Linked DNA regions of Homo sapiens: all the other regions are linked to region 1. Evidence: chromatin contacts called from ENCODE Hi-C or POLR2A ChIA-PET data. All regions are on one chromosome and are shown on one strand. The core of a region is the stretch at or near the end of the contact, and the rest is flanking DNA. Distances in the headings are between cores, read along the strand shown.

What was found. Hi-C counts contacts between places; a loop is a spot of excess contacts on that map. ChIA-PET counts read pairs that join two places held with the same protein, here RNA polymerase II (POLR2A). Pooled maps may share reads with other maps.
Region 2: a pooled map shows a loop between it and region 1 (4-fold over the local background). The contact joins the promoter of USP51 here to the promoter of PHF8 in region 1. A Hi-C loop is called at or near these places in 7 of 50 pooled maps. POLR2A ChIA-PET finds 5 or more read pairs at or near these places in 3 of 52 experiments (CD4-positive, alpha-beta T cell, activated CD4-positive, alpha-beta memory T cell and naive thymus-derived CD8-positive, alpha-beta T cell).
Region 3: a map of posterior vena cava shows a loop between it and region 1 (20-fold over the local background). The contact joins the enhancer-like site here to the promoter of PHF8 in region 1. A Hi-C loop is called at or near these places in 2 of 168 maps with a recorded cell type or tissue (endothelial cell of umbilical vein and posterior vena cava) and 1 of 50 pooled maps.

What each region holds. Positions count from the first base shown.
Region 1 is chrX:54,043,163-54,047,416 of GRCh38, reverse strand. PHF8 (PHD finger protein 8) reads left to right here and starts at 2,944. Exons shown (of 22, transcript NM_015107.3): 1 at 2,944-3,655. RefSeq lists enhancers at 2,353-2,812, 3,023-3,272 and a silencer at 2,833-3,002.
Region 2 is chrX:55,487,938-55,492,191 of GRCh38, reverse strand. It overlaps USP51 (ubiquitin specific peptidase 51), which reads left to right and starts at 2,344. Exons shown (of 3, transcript NM_201286.4): 1 at 2,344-2,416; 2 at 2,827-3,023; 3 at 3,204-4,254. The coding sequence starts at 3,253. LOC101928692 (a long non-coding RNA gene) reads right to left here and starts at 3,251. Exons shown (of 2, transcript XR_244468.5): 1 at 3,146-3,251; 2 at 679-2,327. RefSeq lists silencers at 2,152-2,261, 3,582-3,661 and enhancers at 2,652-2,751, 2,972-3,411, 2,929-3,788.
Region 3 is chrX:55,140,354-55,144,607 of GRCh38, reverse strand. VCF2 (VCP nuclear cofactor family member 2) reads left to right here. Exons shown (of 3, transcript NM_001166701.4): 3 at 1-1,506. Among named protein-coding and RNA genes, the nearest start is that of VCF2, 19 kb to the left of the region's middle. Within about 2 kb of position 1,952, at least 2 of the 41 ENCODE cell types and tissues checked have a DNase peak (open chromatin) inside an H3K27ac peak, as active enhancers do.

The DNA of each region.
Region 1 (4,254 bases), core at 1,695-4,194:
TCCACACACACCTGAACTCAACATAGTCCAAATTAAATTTAGTCTCCTCCCCACCAAATCTGTTTTCTCTTCTGCGTAGCCCAGTTCATTCAGTGGCACCGTCATCTATGCTGACACTCAACCCAGAAGTGAACTCACACCCCTTTCACTCACTCATCTGCTATTATCAGTTTCCAAACACTGCCTAGTCAACCTCCAAAATATCCAAATTATCTCATCTTTTTCTACCCTTTCCCAAACTATCCTGGACCAATTTTTTCCCCCCAACACTAGTGAAACAGCCTCATTCCTCCTGACTCCTTGTGAAGCTAAGACATCTTAAACTGCAGGACCTGTCACTTTCCATAGGGTCACATGGTGATGTGTTTTATAAAGTTCACAAAATACATTTAAACAACAATTGGTTCAAAGTGCTGTCCCTTTCCACTGAGGGCCTGGCCATACTTTCCCTTGCATTAGGTGGTGTTGGAGCTGCCTGACATTTTTGAGATCCACCTAAGGGGAAGTTGATTTGGGGGATATATTTAGGTTGGGTTTCATGGGATATTTGTTATTTAAAAATTCATTTTATTTTTATTTTGTAGAGACAGGGTTTCACTATGTTGCCCAGCCTGGTCTTGAACTCCTGGGCTCAAGTGATCCTCCCATCCTGACCTCCCAAAGTGCTGGGATTACAGACATGCAATCTGCACCCGGCCCCATGGTACATTTACATGTGCCTTGTATCACTTCTCTTCGTAATTATTACCCAGGTGAAGGAATTGCTTGTAGAAATACTCTTACTGCCTACCTTTGAACCTAATTTTGTATTCATAAGTCATTTTTTTTTTTTTTGAGATGGAGTCTCGCTCTGTCACCCAGGCTGGACTGCAATGACACAGTCTCGGATCACTGCAACCTCCGCCTCCCGTGTTCAAGCGATTCTCCTGCCTCAGCCTCCTGTGTACGTGGGACTGCAGGCATGTGCCACCACACACGGCTAATATTTTTATTTTTAGTAGATATGGCGTTTCACCATGTTGGCCAGGCTGGTCTCGAACTCCTGAACTTGTGATCCGCCCGCCTCGGCCTCCCAAAGTGCTAGGATTACAGACATGAGCCACCGCGCCCGGCTATTTTTTTCTTAAAGACGTCTCACCCTTCCTCCCCCAAACCATATAAGCTTCAGGTCCCATTAAACCTGGACCTTTCAGTGCAGTGGCTCAGGCCTGTAATCCCAGCGCTTTTAGAGGATCTGAAACCAGGAGTTTGAGACCAGCCTGAGCAATATAGCGAGGCCTGGGCTCTATAAAAAATAAAAAATAACCGAGTGTGGTGGTGTGCGCCTATAGTCTCAGTTACTCATGAGGCTCTGGCGGAAGGACCGCTTGAGTCCAGGAGTTCTAGGGTGCAGTGAGCTATGACCGCCCAGCCTGAGTTGACAGAGTGAGACCTTGTCTCTAAAACAACAAACATAAAAAAAAAAAAAAACCCTAAACCATCCTCTGGGTAAGTCACAAATATGAGACTAAGCTACCCCTGCTCAAAAACCTGTGTTTTCTTTTTGCTAACTGCATACAATCTAAACTCTTTTGCATTTCGCAATCTTTCATGTTGTGACCCTTTACTGTTTGACCTCCTACCTATCTCTCTTCTGTTTTCCTTGTTCCAACAATATTCAACTTCTAGTAAATATTTTTCTATGTGCCTCCATGCATTTGTACACGTTGATCCTTTTGAGTACAATGTTCTCGCTTGTTTATTTAAGTGAACTTAATCGTCCATGTCCCCCTGCCGTCTTTCTTACAGCAGCTGCAAGCAGCTTGTAAGGCTCTTTTGTAGCTTCATGTTGCATTTTGCAAAGGTCATTTTGCAGGTGGTATTTGTGTGCTTACTGTGCCTTCTATTCCAATTGTTTACTCGCAACTTTGTTTCCTGCACTGGCAGATGCCCTCCCACTCCAGAGGCCCTGTTTTCACCATTGCATCCCCAGGGCCTACCCCACCATCACTGGTTAGTAAATTGTGTGCACGCACACATTTCCTTTTTAAAGCAATGGGACCCTTTAAGAAAATGAAATAGTAAGATAACTCCTAGAGAATTTTCTAGAATGTTTGAGAAAACCTAGGCCATCTTGAAGCATATGTACGAAGCTCCACTAACTCAGCAAAGCTCCACTAACTCAGCCTTTCCTCTCATCCCCCCTCCTCTCCCCTCCCCTCAGGCTATAGTCAGAAAATTGTGGGACAGGTGCAAACAAATCCTTGAACTGTATTTGAACTGAAGTGAAACAGTAGGGTCAAAGAAGAGTTCAGAGGGAGTTGTGGAGTTGGCAGCAGCTTTACAGAGGAACTACACTGAGGGCCTGGGGACAGAACGCGGGTAGCACAGGGCACAAGGTTCAACGTCCCTGCTCCGGGACTCAAGTCACTTGGCTTCTCGAAGCCCCTGCCTTCATTTGGTGATAATCACAGAGCTTCCTTCACAGGGGGAAGAACCAACAACGCAGAGACCGTGGGAAAGAGCCCAGCCTATCGAAGGTGCTCAATGAACAGGAGCCGCGGTGAGTACTCCGCCTCTACCCCGGCTGAAGCCCGCCCCCGCCGCCACCTATTAATTTTGTAGTTTGGAGTCACCGAGTTCACCTCCTCTCATAGGAGGAGAAGGCTGGGGAGGAGGAGTGTGCGAGTCGGGGTAGCTGAACTCCCTGTTTGCCCGGAGGAGGGGGAAGGCTAGGAAGTTTCGGGCCCCACTCAAAATGGAGCCAAACGTCTGCCTCGCCTAAGATGGCGGCTTCTCCGCCTCTGGGCTCAAGGTCTTCAGCGGCGATTGGGCACCTTAAAGAGACGAGCGGGTCCAAAGGTGGCTGAGAACCGCCCTCCTTTCTCAAGGTGGCGCCCCGCCCCCCCGATGACGTCACCCGGGAGCCGGCGGCTCGCGGTTCCCCGCCTCCGCCGCGCTCACCTCGCGAGTCCAGCCCTCATAAGATGGCGGTCGCCTTGGTTGTCTGGGTAGCGCCGCCACTCTCAACATGGTAGCTGTTTATCCCGTATTTCTCCTCCCCTCTCCGCCTCAACTTCCTCATTGTTTTGAATAAACTTTATTGACTACTCCGAATTGCCTACCACCGCCACTGGGCTTCTCCCAGCGACTTTTCGGGCCGTGTGCCTCGGACGTGGCGGCCGGTTCATCTCTTTCCCCGTTGGTTTGCTCGCGAGTATCTCCTGCCGGCCCAGCGACGACGCCACTTGCCCGTTCGCCGGGCGGCCGCCAGACTAGGCCCAAGCCGCGGTCTCCAGTAGGCCCGAACGGCCGGGCCGAGGGGAATGTTGTGGAGGAGGCTGCTCTGAAGCACCGTTGAGCGGCTGGCGCCGCGCGACCCAGCGGGGGGCTCGAGGGGAAGGCGAGCGAGGTTCCCGGCGGTACGGGGACTATCCCAGAATTCGACGCGCGTCGCCGTAGGGGCCGGAACTACCGGACGAGCCTCCGCTGAGGCGCTTCGCAGTCCCGGAGCTAGCCCGGCTGCCGGCGTGTCGCTGGGGCTGAGCTCCGCGGGCGTGGAGTCCTTGCAGCCCAAAGCATGAGGAGGTCCCTGTAGGATTCTGGACTGAAGACGTTCTTGTCAGGTTTGGGGCGTGAGGAGGTTCCTGTCAGTTGGGGAAGCGTTAAGATTCCTGTAAGTTTTGGGGGCTGCGAGGCTATTACTGTCAGTTTTAGGATATACTGTGAGGTACCTGAACATTTGGGGAGACTAGGGAGCTCTCATCAGTTTGAGGGGGGGCTGCAAGGAAACGCTGCCAGTTTCCGAGCGATGCAAAAGAATCCTTGCTTAGTTTCGGGAGTGTGAGGAAATTCTAGTCAGTTTGAGGGGTTTTGAATAGATCCTTTTGAGTTTCAGGGATGCAGCCAGAACCCTGTCATCTTTAAAGTACAGAACGAGCTGGTCAGTTTAGAGATTTATATTTATTTCAGTTTTGGGGGTGATGAGACTCCTGACTGGTCGGGGAAGGAATGATATTGAGAGTGATGGAAAGGATTATTTAAACTCTCCGAACACGACCCCAGAACTGTGATTTGAGTTGGGCGCCTAGTCTTGTCTGTCTTGTTCGTGAAGGCTTTGAGTAACCTGAAGAGACTTTCAGGGATCCCTTATCTCTCTCTGGTTGGCCCTATTTCAGGTGGTGAGAGGAGGGTCTTGTCTTGAGATACCCCCAGCCTCATTTTTGACGCTGTGGTTTGCGTCATAATAGAGGGAGCCCTGTGAAACAGGGGTCA
Region 2 (4,254 bases), core at 1,095-3,594, 1.4 Mb before region 1:
AAGAAGGCTGTGTGAGGCTTCAGGGGTCCAGTTTTCAAGGTACTGAGCGAGCCACCAGGAGCACAGAGGCAGGCTTTTTCCCAATCCTGCTCTTTCATACACCACCCCACTCCCAAAGGACCCTGCCACACCTGCCACAGCTAGAATCTGTAAGAGACGCCAACATAACACAGGCCTGGGAAACCAGCTCCATCAGACATGGCTCCTGCTACCAAGGCCAGAGTGCCTTGACCTGGGCTTCTTTACACATTATCCCACAGTAGTGGTTCTCAAAGTACCATCTCCACGCCAGCAGCATCCGCATCAGCTGGTACAGCGTTAGAAACCTAAATTATTGGGCCTCACCCAACCCACTGAACTGGGAACTTTGGGAGTGGGGTCTAGCAGTCTGTTAAGTCCACCAGAAGGTTAGACGCAGCTTCATTTTGGAGGAACCAGTGAACTCCAGAAAGGCCTAAACCATGCAGACCCATTCATTTTCATTTTGACAGTAGTGACCCATCACGCTGTCCTGAGGTTTTCCTACAGGACAATTGTCAATGAAGAAATCGTTTGTTTGGTCACGATAGCGTGTGGGCTGATTTAAAGGCGTGTCTAGCTCAATAACAACTGTTTTCAGAAACTTTTTGAAGCACTGTAACAATCCCACCTCCCAAATATTAAGTTGTTGATTACGAGTGGTTTTTAGGCCTTTATTAACTAACATTAATCTTCACAGCACATTCCTATGCATTTCCCGATGTGGACCTCAGGCAGGGACTCTGGCTTACTTGCTTTTGTGCCCAGTTTTGTTTGGCTGTATATTCATAGTGCCCAGTGCAGCAGTAGGTGCTCTTTACATATCTGCTGAATAAACCAATCTAGGTAGGGCTGGCATTCTCATGATTCTGATTTTGCACAGGAGAAAGCGAAGGCTCAGAAGACAGAAGTATTTATAAATTGTGCCCTGCCTCCCTGCCTGCATAAAGGGTGCAGGGCTGTCTCAGAGCAGCTGGGATCCAAGCCACAGGTGGCACAGCTAGCAAATGACTGACTCAGCATTTCCTTCTAGGGCTGCTAACCCAGAGTGGAGCAACTCTTTGCTTAGCTGTGGCTGAGAAAATGCCCTTCCCTAGGGGAGAAAAAGCACGTTTTCCTGCACAAGCCAGTCTATAATTCCAAAGCACTTTCCCTCCGGGTGCTAGTATGTGACTGAGATATGGTCGAATCTAAACCAAGTCACAAAATCAGTGATATCCATTGTGCGGAGGTATCCACTAGATGCCACTGCCAAGTTAAGAGAGCTGAATCCTAATCGTGAGGTTTTGAGGGGAGGTGTGTGACTTTCTCAGAGAGATTAAATGTAGCATTAAACATCCGCTGTAATAAACCGTAATTTTCTTGGGATTGGACCGGAAGGGCAACAAGCCCTGGAGATAGCTTTCCTCCGGGTTGTCGCCTTGGATGCCGGATCTGTCAAAGAAAAGGAAAAGTCTCCTGGCGTATGGACTTCAGGACACAAACAGTTGTATCTTGTGCTTCTCCCAGCACAATCTAGCGCTATAATGCACCTATGGCATCTTTGTTGAATACATGCTCCTGTATATGGACTGCCTAGGATGGATGATCGGGTGAACTGAGCCATAACTTTGAGAGAGCTTTGAAAGAGAAAGGCATTCTCTTCTCCTCTACTCTGCATCAGGAGTTGTTCTCTATGCTGATTTTCAGGAGCGGACTGAAAAAAGAGGTGTGACAGATAAAGCTCGCCAAAAAGGTCTTTTACTTGATATATACTATGACTCAGTGTTCACATTGGGCTAGGGTTATTATTTCAATTTCTCTTTAAAAATTGACACAACTAAGGCTCAGAGAAGTTAAGTGTTTTATCCGAGGTCACACAGCAAGCATGTGCCTGGGCTCAGGTCTCTCTGAGCCTGAGCCCTTGCTTATGCTTCCTCCCCTGCACATTCTGGGATAATCTCTCTCTCTTTCTCTCTCTCTCTCTCCCTCCCTCCCTCCGTCAACTCCCAGAGACCAGGCTCTGACAGGATCCTGAGGGATTCCTGCCAGAGGGTTGCCATCTCTGGAAGCCCCCACCCCCACGCCGGGTGAATCTTTTTTTCTGTGGAGTGCGGGCCTGGAGCTAGGTGAGGCCTGAGCCTCCATTTCAGGGGCTTTCTGTAGAATCTGTTGCTGCTGTTGCCTCCAGCAGAGTCTGTTTCAGGAAGAGGTTTGCCTGCCTGCGCGGGACAGCGGTGCCATTCATCACTGCAGGAGGGCAGAATCCGGGGTTGGGGGCCGCACGTCGAGAGGGGAGGGGCCAGGGGGCGGCCCCCTTGTGACCAGCCCTGAGGAGAGGTCAGGAGAGAAGGCTGGCTGAGGAGCGCCTGGACAGCAGCAGTTGCTGACGTTCTATATCACGCGCCTGGGGCCCAAGGTAACCCAGACCTTTAAACAAACTGCCGGGCTGGGGGTGTTGCGGGGGCAGGAGAGGGAAAAGGGAGCGGAGACTTCGGGGGTCGCGCGAGGATAGTGGTGGCCATAGAGGTGGCAAATGCGTGAAGGGAGGGAGTAGTAATCCGAATTCTAGGAGAAATCATAGGAATTGAAGTCGCAGAAGCAAGAAAAGGGGTGTGAGAGCACAAGCGCGAAAAAGCGTGAGAGGGCGCAAGAGCTGGGTGGACCGAAAGTGCGCTGAGGGGCAACGGCTTAGAGTGGAACACACCGGGTCACAGAAGTATAGGTTAGGTAGAAACAGAGGGACACTTTCTTCCTGTGAGTTCATTTTCCAAAAGTGCGTCCTTTCAGCCATTTTGGAGAGAAAATGTTGACCCAAGTGTTTTTTAGGATACAGGGAAAGAACGTCAGAGGAAGCTGCACCAAAGCGAGGCTGCGCAGGGCGCAAAAAAGCAGTCAGAGGGTGGCGCCTTTTTTAAAGAAGTTTCCATCCTTTCTGTCCTAAAGCTCAGGCCGTTCCCCACCCCCACCGCTCGCTAGCCTTCTGTTCCCAGTCCCCTGGCATGATCTGATCGCCTTTGAAGCAGGTAACCGCCTCGGTCTCCCCATCAGCTCCAGGGGCCTCTCAGTTGAGTGGGTGGAGCCGACAGAAGCCGCGGGCTGAGCTCAAGGGCCGATGGGAGGGGTCCTGGGGGCGCTAACTGCGCACCGCGGCCATGACGCTGGGCAGATCATTCACAGAAGTCTCTGTCTCCTTTCATCTACAGTCGCAGCTGTTTTCCAGACGCCTTGCTCCTCAGGTCGGGGAGTGATCTGATGGCCCAGGTTCGAGAAACTTCTTTGCCCTCCGGCTCTGGGGTCCGCTGGATCTCCGGAGGTGGGGGAGGAGCCTCTCCTGAGGAGGCGGTTGAGAAGGCGGGGAAAATGGAGGAGGCGGCGGCGGGGGCTACGAAGGCGTCTTCGAGACGTGAAGCCGAGGAGATGAAGCTGGAGCCATTACAAGAGCGTGAGCCCGCGCCGGAGGAGAACTTGACGTGGAGCAGCAGCGGCGGCGACGAGAAGGTGCTCCCTTCAATCCCCCTTCGCTGTCACAGCAGCTCCTCGCCCGTTTGCCCGCGCCGCAAGCCCCGCCCTCGGCCCCAGCCCCGGGCCCGCTCCCGCAGCCAGCCTGGGCTCTCGGCCCCACCCCCGCCTCCAGCCCGGCCCCCGCCCCCGCCGCCACCCCCGCCCCCACCCGCACCGCGGCCCAGGGCCTGGCGTGGATCCCGGCGCAGATCCCGGCCTGGGTCCAGGCCTCAGACACGGAGAAGCTGCTCTGGTGACCTAGACGGGTCGGGGGATCCTGGCGGCTTAGGGGACTGGTTGCTGGAGGTCGAGTTTGGTCAGGGTCCCACAGGCTGCTCTCATGTGGAGAGCTTTAAAGTAGGTAAGAACTGGCAGAAGAACCTGAGGTTGATCTACCAGCGTTTCGTTTGGAGTGGGACCCCAGAGACTAGGAAACGTAAAGCAAAGTCATGCATCTGTCACGTATGTAGTACCCATATGAACAGACTCCACTCTTGTCTCTCCTGTGTCTTTTTTGGCTGCTTCACTGAGAAACATATTCACAAACATGCAGAAACAAAGCAGCACCATTTAGCTGTAGACCTTTATCATGGGGTCATATATTGCTTCATGTGTAAGGATTATGTATATGACAAAGACATAGAACAGATTGCCAAAGAAACAAAAGAAAAAATTTTGAGATTATTAACTTCCACCTCAACAGATGTTTCTCATCAACAGTTTATGACATCAGGGTTTGAAGACAAGCAATCA
Region 3 (4,254 bases), core at 703-3,202, 1.1 Mb before region 1:
ACACACACACACACACATTTTCATGGTTGTTTCCTTGAATATGGGTAGGATTTTAAGGAAGATACTTGCAGTAGAATTTTAGTGTTATGGGGAAAAAATTACAGCACCACATTGGCCTCAAACTTAGGGAGTAGGCATGAGTCAATTATTTCTTAATTAGATGGTTTGAGTAAGAACATTTTTTCTATGGCCAGTGCTTCCAAAGTCAATACCAGATGTATGGTGAGAAGAAATTTAAATTCTAAAAGGTTTTATGGCAGAAAATAGAGAAAGGATACCTAGCCACCAGTTTCTCTAACAATAAAGTGAGCAACTAAGTACTAAAGAAGATGAGATATTTGAATTTTCAACCCACATGTACACAACAGGATTCAGAAATACCCAGGAAGAATTCTGCATGCTTAAATACATAGCATCCTACTGAAAGAAAGTGTCTATTAAAAACACAGTGTAGTTGAACAGCTGAGAAAGCAAATTTCCATTCATTCCCCCTATTTAAAGATATCAAAGATAAAACTGTCACCATGACAAAGCATTATTTTTTCAAAGTAAAATAATAATAATAATAATAAAGCAATTACATACACACAGAAAAAGTGTTGGCTTTTCAGTCTCTGTAAGACTTTTCAGTACTTAGTTGAACTAAGTAAGCACAGTCTTATTCCAGAGTGGTCAGTGTAAATCTCTTGTCCTAGTAAATACAATATGCAATCTCTGTCCTGTCTTTTGCAGATTGTCTAAACCTGTTTATGTCATAAACTGGTTTATGTCCTTTGGTCCTGAAATAAAACTCAATACTTCACAGCAGGGAAGGAACCAAGCTGTTTAAAACTACTTATCTCCGCTATGAAGGAGAAGTATTTTCAAGGAATATCAGAAGAAAGTAGAAAGTGAGAGGAGGTTCCAGCTGGGCTTCCTGGGTCAAGTAGGGGCTCAGAAAGCTGTGAAACTCACTCATTTCCTGCATGCGGACTTACTTTGGTCCTGGATGAATAATATTGAAGATATGTGCTTAAAACATTCCTAACATCAGAATTTGCGCCTGTGTTTTCTTCCCCAAGAAAGCTATAAACAGCGAAAATTTTGTTGTAAGCTTCCCTGTGTCCTCTCTCCCTCTCTCCCTTCCCCCTCCCCTGAAACTAAAAGGAATGTTAAAAGCCCACTTTTCTGTGACCAGCAGACCTTATCTATGGTCCCAATTCCAATTCCTTGTAAACACAATTTGTAAAATCCCGTGAGATCCTGTCTCCTTTGCCATCCCGCTGCAAGGTTATAAGTAGAGAAAACTTAAGTTACAATTCCAGTTTTCCTCAAGATCTGAGACATGTTAATTGTCTTTGTTTCTCCCTCTGGTAACATCTTCCCACCACACATATTTCCTGCCTTAGAGAGTTTAAAAGGTGATAAAAAAATCTAACACTGGCTACCCCGCTCGGGACCCCTTCCACGCTGTGAAAGCTTTGTACTGTCACTCTGCTTAATAAAGCCTACAGCTTTTTTACTCTCGGTCTGATCTGTGTCTCTCTCTTTGGCGTGGCTAAGGCAAGAACCTTTGGCGATACAAAAGGACTTGTCTGGATTTTTTTTTTTTTTCAAAATTAGGAGTTTGAAAAAAGGGAGCCAGATTAGTTTAAGAGGTGAAATTAGACCCTGTTATATATTTTAAATGAGAATATAAAGCAAGAGCAGAATGCTGCACCAATAATGAGGTGTGGTGGTGCTTGGGGGAAAGAAACTGCCCTTAAATTCAAACCCACCCTGTGCCACACTCTGTGCGAGTTACTCATTAACCCCTGAGGTAGGTGGTGTGGGCTCTCCATTTCATAGGTGAGGAGTGGGAGGCTGACAGTAAGTTATCCCTATGACTACATACAATCCTGAGAAAACTGAGAGTGGTTAATGATTTGCTAAAAGAAACACAGTGGCCAAGCAGCAGTGCCAGGGTATCTCTGCTTTTATAGTGAAGACCAGGGCTGCCAGGACACATTTTCTCTAGGGAGTAGTTCTCTGTTTACATAACCAAAGAAACAGTAGAATGAAACAAAGTTTACTCTAAGCTCTTCATCAGAGTCTCCATGTTGAATGATTTTCTAAATTCATTTCTTTTTATATAGCAGCATTTTCAAATGAATGCTCTGTAATATTGTCACTTAAATCCCTACAAAGTGAGTCAGATCTTAAAGCTGACACTGTTACCAGACTCTGTCTCCTCCTCGATTTCTTGTTCCTCCTGGCTGGAGGCTGTGGTCAGAGTACAACCTATATCATCTGAATGGAACAACTGGTTGAATACATGAACCGAGGCTGGGCAAAACAGGCAAATATTCTGACCAGGAAGCCATTGAGATCTATTTTATATTTTGTTTAAGACAATTTCTTGAGACCAACTGTACAAAGATGGTGCACCTGCCTAAATCACATGTGAGATTCTACACTGGCGCACATTTGACTGGTTGGCAATTTCCATGTATCTTCTGGCCACAGTATTGTTATAATGAATGGAAATTTTCTGGTTACAAACAAAACTACAAATTCATTTGCCCATTAAGATACTGGTGGAGACTTTAGGGAAAATGATATTTAGGTTGAAGAGCAGAAAATATATAGCCTTCTCCAGGGAGAAAGTCATTCATTCATTCTCATCTGATGGAAGGGAAAAAAATCCAACTTTTTGGTCTATAAAATCTAATTAAAATGAGTGGAAAAGATTTTATATCTGTGCTATTTCTCAGGGTTCAAGTGAAAGTAATTGTGTGGAGTTAGAGTTGCTCTTCCTTTACTACTAAAAGACTTTTTTGAAGTAGGCAAGATTGTAACATAATAAAACAAATAGATGATTAACAGATCAACATGGAAAGTATAAATTTACACATCACTCACTTTGACAATCCCCAGACTCCAGATTTGGTATTCCATTAGACTAAGGAGTAGGTCTTTAACTTCCTGTCACTTGGATTAAGTAGAATCAATTTCTTCCATGTTTCATTGGCCCTGGTTCTTTTTTTCATATCTTCTGTGGTTTCTCTGAGCTCCCTGAGTTGCCCCAAATGCATTTCTTTAGATGGTGTATTAGTTTGTTCTTGCACTAATGTAAAGAAATACCCAAGACTGGCCGGGCACGGTGGCTCACGCCTGTAATCCCAGCACTTTGGGAGGCCGAGGCGGGCGGATCACGAGGTCAGGAGATTGAGACCATCCTGGCTAACACAGTGAAACCCCGTCTCTACTAAAAAATACAAAAAAATTAGCCAGGCATGGTGGCGGGCGCCTGGGGCAGGAGAATGGTGTGAACCCAGGAGGCGGAGCTTGCAGTGAGCCGAGATTGCACCACTGCACTCCAGCCTGGGTGACAGAGCAAGACTCCATCTCAAAAAAAAAAGAAAAGAAAAGAAATACCCAAAACTGGGTAATTTATAAAGGAAAGAGGTTTAATTGACTCACAGTTCTGCATGGCTGGGGAGGCCTCAGGAAACTTACAATCATGGAAGAAGGGGAATGGCAGAAAGGGAATGGCAGAAGGGGAAGCAGACACCTTCTCCACAAAGCAGCAGGAGGGAATGTGATTGTGTGAAGGAGGAAATGTCAAACACTCATAAAACCATCAGATCTCATAATTCATTCACTATCATGAGAACAGCAGGAGGGAATATGAGTGTGTGAAGGAGGAAATGTCAAACACTCATAAAACCATCAGATCTCATAATTCATTCACTATCATGAGAACAGCATGAGGGAAACTGCCCCCATGATCCAATCACCTCCCACCGGGTCCCTCTCTCAACACATGGGGATTATTGGGATTACAGTTAAAGGTGAGATTTGGGTGGGGATAAAACCAAACCATATCTTTCCGCCCTGGCCCCTCCCAAATCTCATGTCCTCACATTTCTTTTTTTTTTTTTCTTTTTCTTTTTCTTTTTTTTTTTTTCTTGTTATGAGACAGTCTCACTCTGTCACCCGGCCTGGAGTGCAGTGGCACAATCTCGGCTCACTGCAACCTCCACCTCCCGGGTTAAAGCAAGTCTCCTGCCTCAGTCTCCTCAGTAGCTGAGACTACAGGCACCCAACACCACACCTGGCTCATTTTTGTATTTTTAGTAGAGACAGGGTTTTACCATGTTGGCCAGACTGGTCTCAAACTCCTAACCTCAAGTGATCTGCCTGCCTTGGCTGGGATTACAGGCGTGAGTCACCACTCCTGTCCTCACATTTCAAAACACAATCTTTTGTTCCCAGCAGTCCCCCAAAGTCCTA